Linked DNA regions of Homo sapiens: region 2 is linked to region 1. A link is a loop called in an ENCODE intact Hi-C map of the cell type or tissue named here. Cell type or tissue: mammary epithelial cell. All regions are shown on one strand. Links, peaks and the distances in the headings refer to the core of each region. The heading gives the core; the rest is flanking DNA.

Region 1 (9,157 bases), core at 482-8,481:
GGTGGTGTGTGGCTATGGTCCCAGCTACTTGGGAAGTGGAACGGGGAGGATGACTTGAGACCAGGAGGCAGTGGTTGCAATGAACCATGACTGTGCCACTGCCACTGCACTCTAGCCTGGGCAACTGTCTCCAAAAAAAAAAAAAAGAAAAGAAAGGCCAGGTGCAGTGGCTCATGCCTGTAATCCCAGCACTTTGGGAGGTTGAGGCAGGAGGATCACTTGAGGCCAGGAGTTTGAGACCAGCCTGGCCAACATGGTAAAACCCTGAATCTACTAAAAATACAAAAATTAGCTGGGCGTGGTGGCACATGCCTGTAGTCCCAGCTACTCTGGAAGCTGAGGCATGAGAATCACTTGAACCTGGGAGGCAGAGGTTGCAGTGAGCCATGGCTGCGCCACTGCTCTCCAGCCTGGGTGACAAAGCAAGACTGTCTCAAAAAATAATAAATAAAAAGAAAGAAAAGAAAAGAAGAATAGGATAAGTTGGGTGGGGAAGGAGAGGGCCCCATTACAACTGTTAATCACTCCAAAACTTAGTGGCTTAGCACGACGACATTTTGCTTTACTTTTTCGTGGTTCTGGAAATTGGTTGGTATAGTTCTCTCAGGATCTCTGATACAGTTGCAGGGAGATAGGGGCTGGTACTTGATTCATCTTAAAGGCTTCACTGAAATATCTACCGGTTGACACTAGTTGTTGGCTGGGCCCTCAGCTGGGGCTGTTGACCAGAACACTCCATGTTGCCTCTTCATGTAGCCCGGACTTCCTGATAGCACAGCAGCTGGGTTCCAACAGCAAGTCTGGGGCTACACTTCCTGGGAACAAGGAAGAAGCTATCTCACCCGGACTTGGAAGTGACATGGCCTCACTTTCACCATAGTCACAAGCCCTCCCAGATTGAAGTGGAGAGGTTCTACCTCTCAACAGAAGTGTCAAAGTCACCTTGCAGGAAAGAGGATGTGGGATGGGAGATATCACTGTGGCCATTTTGGAAAACACCATCTGCCACAAAGACCTGTAAGGGCCTAAGTACTGAAGAGATTACACTCATCCCACCACCCAAATGTATTTCAAATACAAACAACTCTAGACCATAAAATAGGGGCAATGCAGCCCAATAAAGTATGAACTTCCTGTAACTCCTTCCATGCTTTTTTTGCTGGTGGTGGAAGGGACAGGGTGTCAACCATCAAATACTGTAGCGATATATTCTTTTTTTTTTTTTTTTTTTTGAGACGGAGTCTCGTTCTGTCGGCCAGGCTGGAGTGCAGTGGCATGATCTCGGCTCACTGCAAACTCCGCCTTCTGGGTTCATGCCATTCTCCTGCCTCAGCCTCCCAAGTAGCTGGGACTACAGGAGCCCCCCACCACACCCGGCTAATTTTTTTGTATATTTTTAGTAGAGACGGGGTTTCACCATGTTAGCCAGGATGGTCTCAATCTCCTGACCTCATGATCTGCCCGCCTCAGCCTCCCAAAGTTCTGGGATTACAGGCTTGAGCCACCACGCCCAGCCATCAAATACTGTAGAGATATATTCTTTTTCTTCACTCTCTTTTTTCTTAGGGGGTTGCCTCTGCTTTGCTGGTGCCCTAAGTGTGTGCTCAAACTATATGGTGGATGCTCCAGCCTGGGGTAAGGGTGTTTTGGGCAGAGGGAGGAGAACATGAAAATAAGTTAAACAGCAAGATTAGGTACACTTGGATGGGTAGAAACCAGAGGGAGAATGGTGAGACACGATGCTGGAAGGCTGATAAGAAACAGATCAGGAAGAGCCTTGTGGGCCAATCATAATACTGAGCATCAATAACAATAGCACGCATTCTGTTGTTCTTAGTATTCTAAGCACTTTTCATAAGCACACATTTAACCACTCAACAACCCTGAGAGATAGGTAATATGATGGTTTTTTTTTTTCTGAGACAGTCTTGCTCTGTCGCCCAGACTGGAGTGCAGTGGCGTGATCTTGGCTCACTGCTACCTCTCCTGGGTTCAAGCCATTCTCCTGTCTCAGCCTCCCAAGTAGCTGGGATTACAGGCGAGCGCCACCACTCCCGGCTAATTTTTTTTTTTCAGTAGAGACGGAGTTTTGCCACATTGGCCAGGCTGCGATTATTTCATTTTATGGATGAGTTAAACTGGTTAAATACTTTCTTCAGGCTCACACTGCTAGTAAGAGGCAGAAATGTGATTTGTGCCCAGGAAGTCTGGCCCCAGAACCTGCTCCCTTAACTGCATATTACTAATCAAAGGAGTGTGCACTTCAGCCTGAAGGTGAAAGTGAGTGATTTCCTAGAATATGAAATTTGATTAAAACAAAAGTAGAGAATTTCACTAAAACCTTCTGGCCTGATTTTGGATACCTTGGGAAATACAAACTCAAGAATGAAATGTTACATCCTTTTTTTAAGGTATACTATACATATGATTGTAACTCATGCCTGTAATCCCAACATTTTGGGAGGCCGTGGCGGGAGGATCACTTGAGGCCAGGAGTTTGAGACCAGCCCGGCCAACATAGTGAAACCCTGTCTCCACTAAAAATACAAAAATTAGCCGGGAGTGGTGGCTCACGCCTGTAGTCCCAGCTACTCAGGAGGCTGACGCAGGAGAATCACTTGAACCCGGGAGGCAGAGATGGCAGTGAGCCGAGATCGCACCACTGCACTCCAGCCTGGGCGACGGAGCGAAACTCCATCTCAAAAAACAACAAAACATCAATCTTAAGAGTACAAACTTACGAGTTTTATACATGTGCACACCCATATAATCATTACTCGAATATCACAGACATGATGTTGGGTGAAAGAAGCCAGATGCAAAGCGTACCCCTTCATGAAGTCCAGGAACTGGTGATGGAGGTGCTAGAGGACAGAAGAGTGGTTATCTGGGGCTAGGCATAGTGACTGGGAGAAGGGCATGAGAGAGCCTCGGGGTGTGGAAACCGGCTTTTCGGGTCTGCAAGGGTCGCTGGGAAGTGTAGTCTTTTGTTGGGGGCGGAATGAGCTGCTAAAAGGCAGGGTCCTTTTACACCAACGTTGATAGAGATCGATATTTATTCCTGCTACACTGACAAAAAGGAATTGTACACGAAGAAAAAAGGCAGACATTTAGAGAAGAGGAATTAACGGGCAGGTTCATAGGAGGGCTGCTAGAATCTATCAATCTCACACTACCGTTTCCTTTTTCTTTTTTTTTTTCTTTTTCTTTTTGGACCTTGCGTCTTTTCGCGCCAAAGTCCTAGAGACAGAGCCTGATTGGCCCAGCCACGACCTGTGCCCATCCATTGGTGGAGACCTCTTGATTAACAATCTTTCAAATTTCCGGAGCGACCGAGGGACTGACTGACAGCCTCGGGAGCTTACGCGCATCCCTGAAGCGGGCGCCAGCAAGTCCTTGGGGAAAACGCTGCCTGTACCCAAACCATAACCACGCGCTTGTCCCCTGCGAAGTGCTTCCCGAAAGACCCCCAAGGCAATTTTAAAGTTGCGGACACCTGAACCTGCTCCAGAGCTGGCTGGAAGCAGGAGCTGCCTCCCCAGGATGGGGCAGAATTTGCATCTCTCCACTTTCAATTTAAGGTGAACAAAGCAGAAAAGCAAGTAACTTATCACGATCAAAATGCAACATCTGATTCCCTTACACCTACCAGGAGGACAGTGCCTATTCCACACAGAGCCAGAAACCTGGAGAGAGGAAACAAAGAATGTAAGTGAATTCTAGGCAGCAAGCATTTTTCCATCCCTCAGCTAAGAGCCCTGCCACCACCTGTCCGTCTTCAGTAATACACTGGTTGACACTTTTTGAGACCCCAATATAGCGCTGAGCACTGCCCAACCTAAAAATGACTATTATTTTCCAGTCACTTTTTTTTTTTTTTTTTTTTTTTTTTTTGGCAGAGTCTTGCTCTGTTGTCCACGCTGGAGTGCAGTGGCGTGATCTCGGGATCTCGGCTCACTGCAACCTCCACCCCCCCGGGTTCAAGCGATTCTCCTGCCTCAGCCTCCCGAGTAGCTGGGATCACAAACTCGCGCCACCACGCCTGGCTAATTTTTGTATTTTTAGTAGAGACGGGGTTTCACCATGTTGGTCAGGCTGGTCTCAAACTCATGACGTCATGATCCACCCGCCTGGGCCTCCCAAAGTGCTAGGATTACAGGCGTAAGCCACTGCGTCCGGCCTAATTTTTTGTATTTTTAGTAGAGACAGAGTTTCACTATGTTGGCCAGGCTGGTCTCGAACTCCTCAGGTGAGCCGTCTGCCTCGGCCTCCCAAAGTGCTGGGATTACAAGCCTGAGCCACTGCGCCAGGCCCAGAGTCACTTTATAGATAAAAAGCCCTATAACTTCAAAGATCAATACCTAAATTACAAGGGGAAATTAAGTATTCATAAACAGATTAAAATATGCTTTAAAGTTCCATGTAACCATAACCTTTCTTCAAAAGGTTATTAATGCTTAATCTGTGCCAAAAAGTCACATTGAATATACATAGAATTTATGTTCTTTGTAGCAAGATTCAGGGTGGTTTGGATAATTAAGACGAATATGTGAGTAATTGTTCCTGAAGGCTCCATGTGTTTGGAGCTATAAGAATATTCCACATTCTGAGAATGTGGAAATTACTTTCAGTCTGGGAAAGGAGGCAGGGTTAGGGAAGCCTTCATGCAGGAGGTGGTATGACAACATCATCACTTCCTCAGTATTTCTGTATTGCAGTCAATAAATGTCTGTATGAAAAGCACATAGCACCGTGGCAACAAACTAGATACAGCTCTTGCCCTCTAGAAAAAGGGGGAACATACTCCACCAAAGATGAGGTACAGTGTGTGCCAAACAATGTGCCTATACTTCCTGCTGAATTACAGTTATTTTATTTATTTATTTATTTTGAGATGGAGTTTTGCTCTTGTTGCCTAGGCTGGAGTGCAATGGCACGATCTCGGCTCACTGCAACCTCCGCCTCCCGGATTCAAGTGATGCTCCTGCCTCAGCCTCCCAAGTAGCTGGGATTACAGGCATGTGCCACCACGCCCGGCTAATTCTGTATTTTTGGTAGAGATGGGGTTTCTCCATGTTAGGCTGGTCTCGAACTCCCAACCTCAGGTGATCTGCCCACCTCAGCCGCCCAAAGTGCTGGGATTACAGGTGTGAGCCACCGCGCCCAGCCTACACTTTTTTTTGGTTGTGGTTTTTTTTTTTTTTTTTTTTTTTTTTCTTGGAGACAGAGTCTCGCGCTGTCCCAGGCTGGAGTGCAGTGGCGTCAGCTCTGCAACCTGCACCTCCTGGGTTCAAGCAATTATCCTGCCTCCCAGATTCAAGCAGTTCTCCTGCCTCAGCCTCCCGAGTAGCTGGGACTACAGGTGCACGCTGCCAAGCCCGGCTTATTTTTTGTATTTTTTAGTGGATACCGGGTTTCACTGTGTTGCCCAGGCTGTTCTCGAACTCCTGAGGTCAGGCAATCTGCCTGCCTCGGCCTCCCAAAGTGCTAGGATTACAGGCGTGAGACACCACGCCCGGCTCAGTTATTTTTTATTTATTTATTTTTTTGAGATGGAGTCTCACTCTGTCGCCCAGGCTGGAGTGCGGTGGCGCGATCTCGGCTCACTGCAGGCTCTGCCTGCCGGTTTCACGCCATTCTCCTGCCGCAGCCTCCCGAGTAGCTGGGACTACAGGCGCCCGCCACCACGCCCGGCTAATTTTTTGTATTTTTAGTAGAGACGGGGTTTCACCGTGTTAGCCAGGATGGTCTCCATCTCCTGACCTCGTGATCCGCCCGCCTTGGCCTCCCGAAGTGCTGGGTCAGTTATTTTTAACCTGTGTATTTGACCTCACTCACTAGAGCCCTGACAAAATGGTTGCTTGGGGAAAGCTATTTTTGGAAAACTTCTCCAACTATAACTCATAAGGTGTAAAACTGTCACATTTGTCCAGAACGTAATCTAAGGAAACTGTCATACAGTTCCCAAGGACATTTTCCTTTACCAGAGGCCCCTTTCAAGGTACGGCTATTGGATTACTCCAGTTGCCACCCTTGTCTTAAAGGAAAAACTCAGCTGAATTAAATTTAGCAGAGTTTATTTGAACAAGAACGATTGGCAAATCAGGTAGCCTCAGCCAGAGTAGGCTCAGGGACTCCAGTACAGCCATGTGGTGGAAGAAGATTTACAGACAGAAAAAGGAAAGTGAGGTATGGAAAATGGAAGTGAGGTACAGAAACAGCGGATTGGTTACAGCTCAGCATTTACCTTACTTGAACAGAGTTTGAACAGTAGGCCACCTTTGCATTGGCCAAAATGCAGTGACTGACACAAGAGTAGGCTACAGTCTGCTTACAACTTCATTTAGGTTATAGTTCACAATGTGCAGAGAGACCTTTAGGCCAAACTTAAAATACGTAAGGAGGCAGCTTTAGGCTAAACTTGATTTAACACTTGCAAATATACAAATATGTTCTGGTAATGATTTGCATGTTTTCTCACAGGGTAAAAGGCATTTCCGTGCAGAAAAGCAACAGCCTTAGGAGTAAGTAAAATTCCCTTAACCAATCAGTATATAAAATGTGGCCCATTCTCCAACATTTACAATGTGTTCATCATTTGTAGTTACCTGGGTTAATAAAACAGATAAATGCAGCCAGTTGTGATGGCTCACGCCTGTAATCCCAGCACTTTGGGAGGCCAAGGCAGGCAGATCACTTGAGGTCAGGAGTTTGAGACCACCCTGGCCAACATGGTGAAACCCCATCTCTACTAAAAATACAAAAATTAGCTGGGAGTGGTGGTGCATGCCTGTAGCCCCAACTAGTTGGTAGGCTGAGGCGGGAGGATAGCTTGAACCCAGGAAGCAGAGGTTGCAGCGAGCCGAGATCACTCCACTTCACTCCTGCCTGGGCGATAGAGCAAGACCCTGTCTCAAAACAAGACAAAACACAACAAAATAAAAACGCATAAATGGAATAATCAAAACTCAAGGCTGGGCAAGGTGGCACACACCTGTAATCCCAGCATTTTGGGAGGCTGAGGCAAAAGATCACTTGAGCCCAGGAGTTTGAGACCAGACCAGGCAACATAATGAGACCCCCATGTCTACAAATAATACAAAAAATTAGCTGGGCATGGTGGCATACACCTGTGGTCCCAGCTACTTGGGAGGCTGAGGTGGGAGGATTGCTCGAGCCCAGGAGTGAGCCATGATCATGCCACTGTGCTCCAGCCTAGGCAACAAGTTAAGACCCTGTGTCTTAAAAAAAAACAACAAAAATAAGCCGGGCGCGGTGGCTCATGCCTGTAATCCCAGCACTTTAGGAGGCCGAGGCGGGTGGATCACGAGATCAGGAGATCAAGACCATCCTGGCTAACATGGTGAAACTCCATCTCTACTAAAAATACAAAAAAAAAAAAAATTAGCCAGGTGTAGTGGCGGGCGCCTGTAGTCCCAGCTACTTGGGAGGCTGAGGCAGGAGAATGCCGTGAACCCAGGAGGTGGAGGTTGCAGTGAGCCAAGATTGTGCCACTGCACTCCAGCCTGGGCGACAGAACAAGACTCTGTCTCAAAAAAAAAAAAAAAAAATGGTCGGGCATGGTGGCTCACGCCTATAATCCCAGCACTTTGGGAGGCCAAGGCGGGCAGATCACAAGGTCAGGAGATTGAGACCATCCTGGCTAACACAGTGAAACCCTGTCTCTACTAAAAAATACAAAAAAATTAGCTGGGCTTGGTGGCGGGCGCCTATAGTCCCAGCTACTCGGGAGGCTGAGGCAGGAGAATGGCGTGAACCTGGGAGGGGGAGCTTGCAGTGAGCCAAGATTGTGCCACTGCACTCCAGCTTGGGGGAAGAGCGAGACTCCGTCCCCGCCCCCAAAAAAAAAACACCCACACAAAAGCTCAACTGGGAAAATTAACTGAGGCTTTTAAAATTCCTTAGCCAAAAGCTCTTCCTTCCACTGGTTCTGCTTCATCTAGGTTGACCCCCTTTTGGTAAGCACCAGCTGGGGATTTTGAATCTCCATTCAAAATCATAATCGCAGACCTATGAAATTATCTCCAGAAAACTGTACATCTGTAACAGTAAAGGGAGACAGATCCAGATATTACAATGGTCTTATGAAACAATTATAAATTACATATTAGTGAAAGAATCTTTTCATAGTGAGCTCCTGGGAAACTAAAACTGCAAGGACCACAGACTTCAACCAGCAGGTTTCGTCTATTGGAAATAACATTAAAAACAAAACTCGGTGGGGCGCAGTGGCTCATGCCTGTAATCCCAGCACTTTGGGAGGCCAAGGCAGGTGGATCACCTGAGGTCGGCAGTTTGAGACCAGCCTGACCAACATGATGAAACCCTGTCTCTACTAAAAATACAAAATTAGCTGGGCATGGTGGTGCGTGCCTGTAATCCCAGCTACTCGGGAGGCTGAGGCAGGAGAATCGCTTGAACCCGGGAAGCGGAGGTTGCAGTGAGCCTAGATCACACCACTGCGCTCCAGCCTGGGTGACAGAGTGGGACTCCGTCTTAAAAATAAATTAATTAATTAATTAAATTAAATGAAAAACACAAACAAGAAAACTCTCTTCAATCAAAACGGTATGGACCTTATCAGTTACTCCTTAGTAGCCCTTTGGGATAGTGACAGGAGGCAGTCAAATGCCTAGGCAGATAGGGGTGGGTCCCTGGTGAAACCCGACCTTTGAACTGAAGACAGTGCCACGTAGATCCTTGGATAGGATCGAGAACCTGTCTTCCCGTTTGGCATGCTTTCCTCTGATTGATCCCCACTCTTCACCTATTTTACATATACCTACCCTTTCCTAATTGTTTTTTTTACACTGCCATGCTCATCCTTTAGTGGTGTCTTTGCTGTAGCCTTTCTTTGATACTCACAAACCAATCAGTATCTACTCCCCTATTCTGAACCCATAAAAGCCCTGGACTAAGCTAGGGGGAACCACCCCCTGCATCTCCTCTCTGCTGAGAACTATTCCATCACTCAATAAAATTCTTCTCCACCCATTCTCACCCTTCAATTGTCAGCATATCCTCATTCTTCTTGGATGCAGGACAAGAGCTTGGGAACTGCCAAACATGGGTACAAGCTATAGCACAGGCAGGCCGATTGGGTGGGGCACCTCCAGTGGCTGGCCCAGGGCCAAGC
Region 2 (9,157 bases), core at 570-8,569, 300 kb before region 1:
TCTTCAGTTTTCTGTAGTTTCACTATGATGTGTCTTGATGTGGATTTCTTTTTTTTTTTCTGGATTGCAGTTCACTGAGTTTCTTTAAGAATTTGGGTCTCATTAATTCTTGAAAATTCTCAGTCATAACCTTTCAAATATGGCCTCTGCCCCATTTTCTCTATTTCCTCCTTCTGGAAATCCAGGTATACATTGGATCTTTGCACTCTATCGTCCATGACCCATGATCTTTCACGCTTTCCATTTCTTTGTCTCTGTGCATTCTGGGTAACTTCTTTGGGGCTATCTTCTAGGTCACAAATTATTCATTCATACTATTCATCTGTTTAATCTTTCCATTGATTTTCTACTTTCAAATATTATAATTTTCTTTTTTTAAATTTTTTGCCTCTCCCAAAATCAGGTGTTATTTTTAAAAATTATTGTTATTATTATTATTTTGAGACAGAGTCTCACTGTGTCGCCCAGGCTGGAGGAGTGCAGTAGTGCGATCTCAGTTCACTGCAACCTCCCCATCCCGGGGTCAAGCAATTCTTGTGCCTCAACCTCCGGAGTAACTGGGACCACAGGCCTGCGCCATGACGCCCGGCTAATTTTTGTATTTTTAGTGGAGGCAGGGTTTCACTATGTTGGCCAGGCTGCTCCTGAACTCCTGGCCTCAAGTCATCCACTCGCCTCAGCCTCCCAAAGTGCTGGGATTACAGGCATGAGCCACTGCACCCAACCTTATTATAATAATTTTCATTTCAAAAGTTGTTTGATTCCCTAATCACTACCTACTTTCATGCTGTGTTTTAACCTAGTCAAACTGCTGGTCTCATATGTTTTGTTTTTTGTCTTTGAGAGAGTCTCACTGTCACCCAGGCTGGAGTGCAATAGCATGATCTCGGCTCACCGCACCCTCCACCTCCTGGATTCAAGTTATTCTCCTGCCTCAGCCTCCCAAGTAGCTGGGATTACAGGCGTGTGCCACCACATCTGGCTAACTTTTTTTTTTCTGAATTGGAGTCTTGCTCTGTCGCCCAGACTGGAGTGCAGTGGCACAGTCTTGGCTCATTGTTCCAGCAATTCTCCTGCCTCAGCCTCCCGGGTAGCTGGGATTATAGGCATGTGCCACTGTGCCCAGCTAGTTTTTGTATTTTTAGTAGAGATGGTGGTTTCACCATGTTGGCCAGGTTGGTCTTGAACTCCTGAGTTCGGGTGATCCACCCACCTCGGCTTCCCAAAGTGCTGGGATTACAGGCGTGAGTCATGGCGCCCGGCCTGGTCTCATATGTTGCTAGTAGTTAAAGCAAGATAATGGGTACCTAGGAATTTGTTAGATTTTTATCTACTTTTGGCATATTAAATGATTTCCATAATAAGTTTTAAAGGGCAGGGAGGGGGTCATCACACTTTAAAAAGTTGGGGATAATTGAACAATAGGCCATATGAAAACATGACAATTTAAACTGGGTTATGGAGAAGACAGAATTGTGGGGCATGAAACTTTTCTGGAATACAGTGGAGGATTCTGAATGGGTTGAGGACAGCAGGAAGGGAGGCTGTGGATATGTGGGAGACAGGAAAGAAGAGGCAGAGAATAGGAAGTGGGTTCCAACCCATGATGGGAGGAAACCAACACGGTCTGTTCCATTTTCCTCAGGGCCCTAGGACCACAGAGCCACTAAGATAATCTATATGCTGCCTTCATTTGAATATCAAGGACTGCTGGTGTCTGGGTTCAGGGAATTTTTTCCATTGCTCCCTTCTGTCTAGTCTGGTATAGCCGGTCTGACCTCTTGGCTCAACTGGTATCATCTCCAACCAATTCGTGCCATGCCTTGCTAAGAGAAAGACCATAAGAGGCAATGAAGAAAAGAACAGTTCAGACTTCTTTTCTTAGGTGACATAATTCTGTCTTTCCACTTTCTGTCCTGTCATGAAAAATTTGAAGAAAAATTTTAATTAAAGTATACACATTCAACTGGGCATGGTGGCTCATGCCTGTAATCCCAGCAATTTGGGAGGCCAAGGCAGGAGGATCACCTGAGGTCAGGAGTTTCAGACCAACCTGGCCAACATGGTGAAACCTCATCTCTACTAAAATTACAAAAATTAGCCAAGTGTAGTGGCACACGCCTGTAATTCCATCTACTCAGGAGGCTAAGGCAGGAGAATCACTTGAAACCAGGAGGTGGCAGTTGCAGTGAGCCAAGATAGTGCCAATGCACTCCAGCCTGGGTGACAGAGCAAGACTCTGTCTCAAAAAAAAAAAAAAATCTGCATGCACAAGCAGAGAATATGTATTAAAAAAATCAGCAGAGCCTCACATTCAAGGATTTTCTACACAAGAAACCATTCCTAAAATATGTGCTTGGAATTACTAGGGTTTCTCTTGCAAACATTTTAATAACACCTCATTCTTTTAAAATTGTGGTTATATATATCATGTTATTAGATCATTACAGCAACTCTCCTGGGTAAAGCGGTTATTTCTAGGTCATTTTATAGAAGGAAAAACAACCAGTACTTTTTTTTGCTTTACTTCAGTAGCTATTGCCTCCTTCAGTTTGAAATTTCAATCCTGGCACGTAGTGGAGGCTCAACAAATATTTGTTGGAGGAATGCCATTTAAAATACAATGACTGGATAGGAGAATATTTAAGGGCATTAACATTTTTTAAAAGCCAAAAAAAATTACAATTGGACTTAGGAGATTTTGATTTTTTTGTGTGTATTTTCTTTTAAAAAATAAGCTTCTCTAGGCTGGGCTTGGTGGCTCATGCCTGTAATCCCAGCAGTTTGGGAGGCTGAGGCGGGTGGATCACCTGAGGTCAGGAGTTTGAGACCAGCCTGGCTAACATGGTGAAAACCCATCTCTACTAAAAATACAAAAATTAGCTAGTGGTGGCGGCATACACCTGTAATTCCAGCTACTAGGGAGGCTGAAGCAGGAGAATCACTTGAACCCGGGAGGCGGATGTTGCAGTGAGCCGAGATCACACCACTGCACTCCAGCCTGGGTGACAGAGCAAGACTCCATCTCAAAAATAAATAAATAAATAAATAAGTAAAGTATATAAATAAATAACCTTCTCTTTTGGCTTCCTCCAATGTACTCTCTTTGAGTAGGAAGAAATTACATTGTTATGATTTAGACTAGTAAATTCTTTTTTTTTTTTTTTTTTTTTTGATATGGAGTTTCACTCTTATTGCCCAGCCTGGAGTGCAGTGGCGTGATCTTGGCTCACTGCAACCTCTGCCACCAGGGTTCAAGTGATTCTCCTGCCTCAGCCTCCCGAGCAGCTGGGATTACAGGTGCCGGCCATCACACCTGGCTAATTTTTATAGTTTTAGTACAGATGGGTTTTCACCATCTTGGCCAGGCTGGTCTTGAACTCCTAACCTCGTGATCCACCCGCCTCGGCCTCTCAAAGTGCTGGGATTACAGGTGTGAGCCATTGTGCCTGGCCGACAAGTAAATGCTTACATCAAAAAACTGAGTTAGAATTGGTCCCTGGAGCTGTTTTCTCTCCCTAAAATGATGACGTCAAGCTATCATGTATAATAAATAACAACTCAATTGACCACATATTTTCCTTTAAGCCTAATGAGGAAATAATATTATAGTGAAATACTTAGAAGTTTTAAGGGAAAAAATCCTTTGTCATTAAATTAAAATTTAAACCGAAACAATCACTTGACTGTTTTAGAATAAAATTGGCATATGAAAGGTTTGATAGCCAACGACAGTAAGATTAACATACTACAGCATTTGCCTTTAGCATTTACTGAGTAATACTTAAAGCTATCATAAATGTGCAAATGAAGACATTGTTTATTGTTTTACTGCTGAGATTAATATTTTTTCAGATTTCTAAAACATTACAACAAATGCACACATGAGGGCGCTCTAATCAGACAGATACGGAGAGGGTAGGCATTTGTTGACTGTTAAGTTCAAAACTAGTTGTAGCCGGGCGGGCGGGGTGGCTCAGGCCTGTCAGCCCAGCACTTTGGGAGGCCGAGGCGGGCGGATCACGAGGTCAGGAGATTGTAAACCATCCTGGATAACACTGTGAAACCCCGTCTTTACTAAAAATACAAAAAAACAAAAAAAGCCAGGTGTGGTGGCTGGCGCCTGCAGTCCCAGCTGCTCGGGAGGCTGACGCAGGAGAATGGCGCGAACCTGAGAGGCGGAGCTTGCAGTGAGCCGAGATCGCGCAGCCGCACTCCAGCCTGGGCGACAGCGCGAGACTCCGCCTCAAAAACAAAAAACAAACAAAAAAAAAACCAAGCTAGTTCTATACTTTTACAGATGGAAAAATCAAGGTCCACCAAAGAGGTTATGATTCTACATCAGTTATTCTCTAGAGGAAATAAATTGGGTATTAGAATTTTAAAAAGATTGAACAGAAATCCCTGTCAGTGAATTTATGCTGGATAATTTTGACTCTTACCCCAGCAACTCCTTATTGAAAATCTTTACCCATGGCATGATATAATTTATCTACAATCTTAAATGGGTTCGGCAATAGTGTTTATAGGATGTAGGAGAAAGACTTAATTAGAATATTTATTTTTATGAACTTTTGCTCTATAAAATTATAAAATGTTAATTGTACTTCATTTATACTTTTTTTTTTTTTTTTTTGAGATGGAGTCTCGCTCTGTCGCCCAGGCTGGAGTGCAGTGGCGTGATCTCAGCTCACTGCAACCTCTGCCTCCGGGGTTCAAGCGATTCTCCTGCCTCAGCCTCCCAAGTAGCTGGGACTACAGGCACACACCACCACGCCTGGCTAATTTTTGTATTTTTAGTAGAGACGGGGTTTCGCCATGTTGGCCAGAGTGGTCTCGAACTCCTGACCTCAAGGGATCTGCCCGCCTTGGCCTCCCAAAGTGCTAGGATTACCGGTGTGAGCCACCAACACCTGGCCCATTTATACTTAAAGCTGATTTTCAACTGATTTGGGTAAGATCCTTAGTCTTTCCCCATCTCTGACATAATTCCTAGTTTGTCCTTTGGCTTTCCTATGTATATAAAGCTACCAGGCTGCTTGCAGATTTTCCAGGGAAGGAGTCCCATAAACACTCACAAAGATTTTATTAGGGAGAAGCTATGATGGGAATATAGAATGTAGTTTTTTTAATTTAAAAATCAGTATGGGCCGGGCGCAGTGGCTGAAGCCTGTAATCCCAGCACTTTGGGAGGCTGAGGCAGGCGGATCACGAGGCCAGGAGATCGAGACCATCCTGGGTAACACAGTGAAACCCTGTCTTCTACTAAAAATACAAAAAATTAGTTGGGCGTGGTGGCGTGCATCTGTTGTCCCAGCTACTCGGGAGGCTGAGGCAGGAGAACGGCGTGAACCCGGGAGGCGCAGCTTGCAGTGAGCCGAGATCGCGCCACTGCACTCCAGCCTGGGCGACAGAGCGAGACTCAGTCTCAAAAAAAAAAAAAAAAAAAAAAATCAGGATGAGCCGGCCGCAGTGGCTGATGCCTGCAATCCCAGCACTTTGGGAGGCCGAGGCGGGCGGATCACGAGGTCAGCAGATCGAGACCATTCTGGCTAACACGGTGAAACTCCGTCTCTACTAAAAAATACAAAAAATTAGCCGGAGGCGGTGGCCGGCGCCTGTAGTCCCAGCTACTCCGGAGGCTGCAGTCCCAGCTACTCCAGAGTCTGAGTCAGGAGAATGGTGTGAACCCTGGAGGCAGAGCTTGCAGTGAGCGGAGATCGCGCCACTGCACTCCAGCCTGGGCGACAGAGTGAGACTCAGTCTCAAAAAAAAAAAAAAAAAAAAAAAAGCAGTATGTAGAGCTGGGCACGGTGGTGTGTGCCTATTAGCCCAGCCACTGGGGAGGCTGAGGCAGGAGAAGCCCTTGAGCCCAAGAGTTTAAGACTAGCCTGGGCAACACAGCGAGACCCTCATCTCAAAAAAAAATAATAAAATAAAGTATTGCAATATTTATTATATAGGCAAATTTTTTTTCAACTTAAGCACTACCCTCATCAAGGGAAGATTTGTTTGATTAGATCCCCACACAGGCTGGCCACTTCCTCATTTCTACTTTTTCTTTTCTTTTTGAGATGGAGTTTTGCTCTCGTTGCCCAGGGTGGAGTGCAATGGCACGATCTTGGCTCACTGCAACCTCCGCCTCCCGGGTTCAAGCGATTCTCCTGCCTCAGTCTCCCAAGTAGCTGGGATTACAGGCACCTGCCACCACACCCGGCTAATGTTTGTATTTTTAGTAGAGACGGGGTTTCACCACGTTGGCCAAGTTTGCCTCGAACTCTTGAGTTCAAGCGATCTACCCGCTTCGGTCTCACAAAGTGCTGGAATTACAGGTGTGAGCCACCGCGCCCGGCCTCATTTCTACTTTTTCAAAGAAGTCAATTTTCTTTAAAAAATAAACTCTTTTGGCCACACGGTGGCTCATTCCTATAACCCTAGCACTTTGGGAGGCAGAGGCAGACGGATCGCTTGAACTCAGGAGTTCAAGACCAGCCTGGCCAACATGGTGAAACCCTGTCTCTACAAAAAATTAGCTGGATGCAGTGGCACGTGCCTGTACTCCCAGCTACTCGGGAGGCTGAGGCAAGAGCATCACTTGAGTCCAGGAGGCAGAAGTTGCAGTGAACTGAGATCACACCATTGCACTCCAGACTGGCTGATGGGAGTGAAACCCTGTCTCAAATAAATAAATAAATAAATAAATAAACTCTTATTTAAAAAAAAAAAAAGCAAATCATGAAACAAAACAAAACCCAGGGCTCTGAATGAAACAGATCTCTCCTTTAGGGGGCTAGATGATGGAAAAGAAAATATATCATGAATTTCATGTTCTCATTTGTCTTCATTAATGACTTATATGTATATATATTTCCATTGAAGACATAGATATGCATTTGATCACCTACATTTGTTTGTATTTTGAGTCATAAATTAAGTCATTTCCTGTCCAGAAAGCACCTGACAATCTTATGATAAAAAACATGGAATTTTAAAATCACAAATGCAAATAACAAGCCAGGCACAGTGGCTCATGCCTGTAATCTTAGCTTTTTGGGAGGCCAAGGTGGGCAGATTGTTTGAACTCAGGAGTTTGAGACCAGCCTGGGTAACATGGAGAAACCCTGTCTTTACAAAAAATAAAAAATTAGTGGGGCACGGTGGCATGTGTCTGTAGTCCCAGATACTCAGGAGGCTAAGGTGGGAGGAGTGCTTGAGCCCAGGAGGTCGAGGCTGCTGTCAGCTGTGGTCGCACCACTGCACTCCAGCCTGGGTGACAGAGTGAGACCCTGCCTCAAAAAAAAAAAAAAAAAGAAAAAAAAAGGAGTGCAAATAACAGATGACCTTACAAACATCAAAAGTTATATCTTTATTTATAATAAGTTTTGTCTATATTTAATGAAATATATTAGACAAGTAAAAAATGTAGCAGTATGCATATGGCTTTATTTTATCTTGGCCCTGCCCACTACTCTGCCCTCATCTCTTTTCCTTCCCACTGAGTCCTTCCACATTGGCCACATCACAGCAAACCTGACAAGCTTCTGCCTGAAATAGCACCATGGCACTTCTCTTCCCTTTGCCTGAAACATTCTTTTTTTTTTTTTTTTTTTTATGAGATGGAGTCTCACTCTCTCACCAGACTGGAGTGCAGTGGCACGATCTCAGCTCACTGCAAACTCCACCTCCTGGGTTCAAGCGATTCTCCTGCCTCAGCCTCCCGAGTAGCTGGGATTACAGGAGCATACCACCATGCCCAGCTAATGTTTGTATTTTTAGTAGAGATGGGGTTTCACCATGTTGGCCAGGATGGTCTTGATCTTTTGACCTTGTGATCCACCCGCCTCAGCCTCCCAAAGTGCTGGGAATACAGGCATGAGCCACCGTGCCCGGCCAACATTCTTATTCCCCTTTTCTTTGACCATTGAACAAAAGCTCTAAGATAGCAAAGGCTTTGTCTGGTTCAGTAAGGGTCTCAACAGAAAAACGATGGAACAGTCAGAATAATTACTGGACATTTTATATAAATGGAATCATACACTATGTGACGTGTTTTTTTGTGACTGGCTTTTTTGACTCAGCATAACATTTTCAAGGCTCATTCATGTGCTAGCATGTGTCAGTATTTCATTCCTTTTTGTTGCTCAACTGTAAAGTTTATTGACACAGTATTTATTTTATTTAGTAAAGGGTTATTTACAAATGTAAAAGGGTAGAGGAATCATAAAAATGAGTGTAGTATCCCGGAGCCAGTAGCAGCTGCCATGTTACCATCTTTAGACCCAAAATGGCAAGGGGAATAGTGGTCAGTTGAACCTAAAAGAGTCAGCGTGTAAAATCGGCTGCCCTGGAAGAGCAGTGGCCTTCACTGGAGAGACACAGCCAGCCCAAGGTCCCCTCTCAGTGAGGGAGATGAAACAGTAAGTATCCTGAGCCTACCTTCCTTTCCACTCTAATTTCCTGCCTGGATTACCAGTTGGCCAAACCCAACCAAGACATGGGAACCCTTTTGATGTGGATTATAAGGTCAGCCTCTGAGAGCAGAGTGGAGATGGGGGAAGAGTGGGTCTAGAAAGGTAAACAGAAGACATATGACAATTTCTGTATTTGCAACACCTAGAACATTGCCTTACATATAGCGATTTTAAAAACTGTAACAACTTTATTGAGGTTTAAGTCACAAACCAGGCAGTTCACCAATTAAAAGTGTATAATTCAATGGGTTTTAATATATTCACAGAGTTTTGCAGTCATCACCACAGTCATTTTTTTTTTTTTTTTTTTTGAGACCGAGTTTCCCTCGTTGCCCAGGCTGGAGTGCAATGTCATGATCTCAGCTCACCACAACCTCCACCTCCCTGGTTCAAGCGATTTTCCTGCCTCAGCCTGGTATGCACCAGCACGCCTGGCTAATTTTGTATTTTTAGTAGAGAGGGGGTTTCTCCACGTTGGTCAGGCTAGTCTTGAACTCCCGACCTCAGGTGATCCACCCGCCTCGGCCTCCCAAAGTGCTGGGATTACAGGCATGAACCCCCGTGCCCGGCCACCACAATCAACTTTAGAATATTTTCATTTCTCCCAAAAAGAAATCCCATACCCATGCGCAGTCACTCCCCATTTCCTCCATCCCTCAGTCCTAGGCAACCACTAATTTACTTTC

The links. Hi-C counts contacts between places; a loop is a spot of excess contacts. Peaks named below come from ENCODE experiments on the same cell type or tissue, not always from the same donor. Only the 100,000 strongest peaks of a DNase experiment are listed, where the experiment ranks them.
Region 2: a loop joins it to region 1, with 18 times the contacts of the local background. A loop is called at or near these places in 4 of 110 quality-filtered maps.

The regions. Positions count from the first base shown.
Region 1 is chr17:21,096,130-21,105,286 of GRCh38, forward strand. No RefSeq gene overlaps it. Among named protein-coding and RNA genes, the nearest start is that of LINC01563, 25 kb to the left of the region's middle. RefSeq lists enhancers at 2,731-3,347, 3,147-3,441, 3,348-3,965, 3,360-3,569 and a silencer at 3,147-3,441. In mammary epithelial cell, for the core only: a CTCF peak has its summit at 3,766; DNase peaks (open chromatin) are centred at 3,002 and 3,272; H3K4me3 peaks cover 898 bases; H3K27ac peaks cover 980 bases; H3K27me3 peaks cover 120 bases.
Region 2 is chr17:20,797,857-20,807,013 of GRCh38, forward strand. No RefSeq gene overlaps it. Among named protein-coding and RNA genes, the nearest start is that of CCDC144NL-AS1, 66 kb to the right of the region's middle. In mammary epithelial cell, for the core only: a CTCF peak has its summit at 3,899 (motif pointing right); no DNase peak of the experiment used is centred there.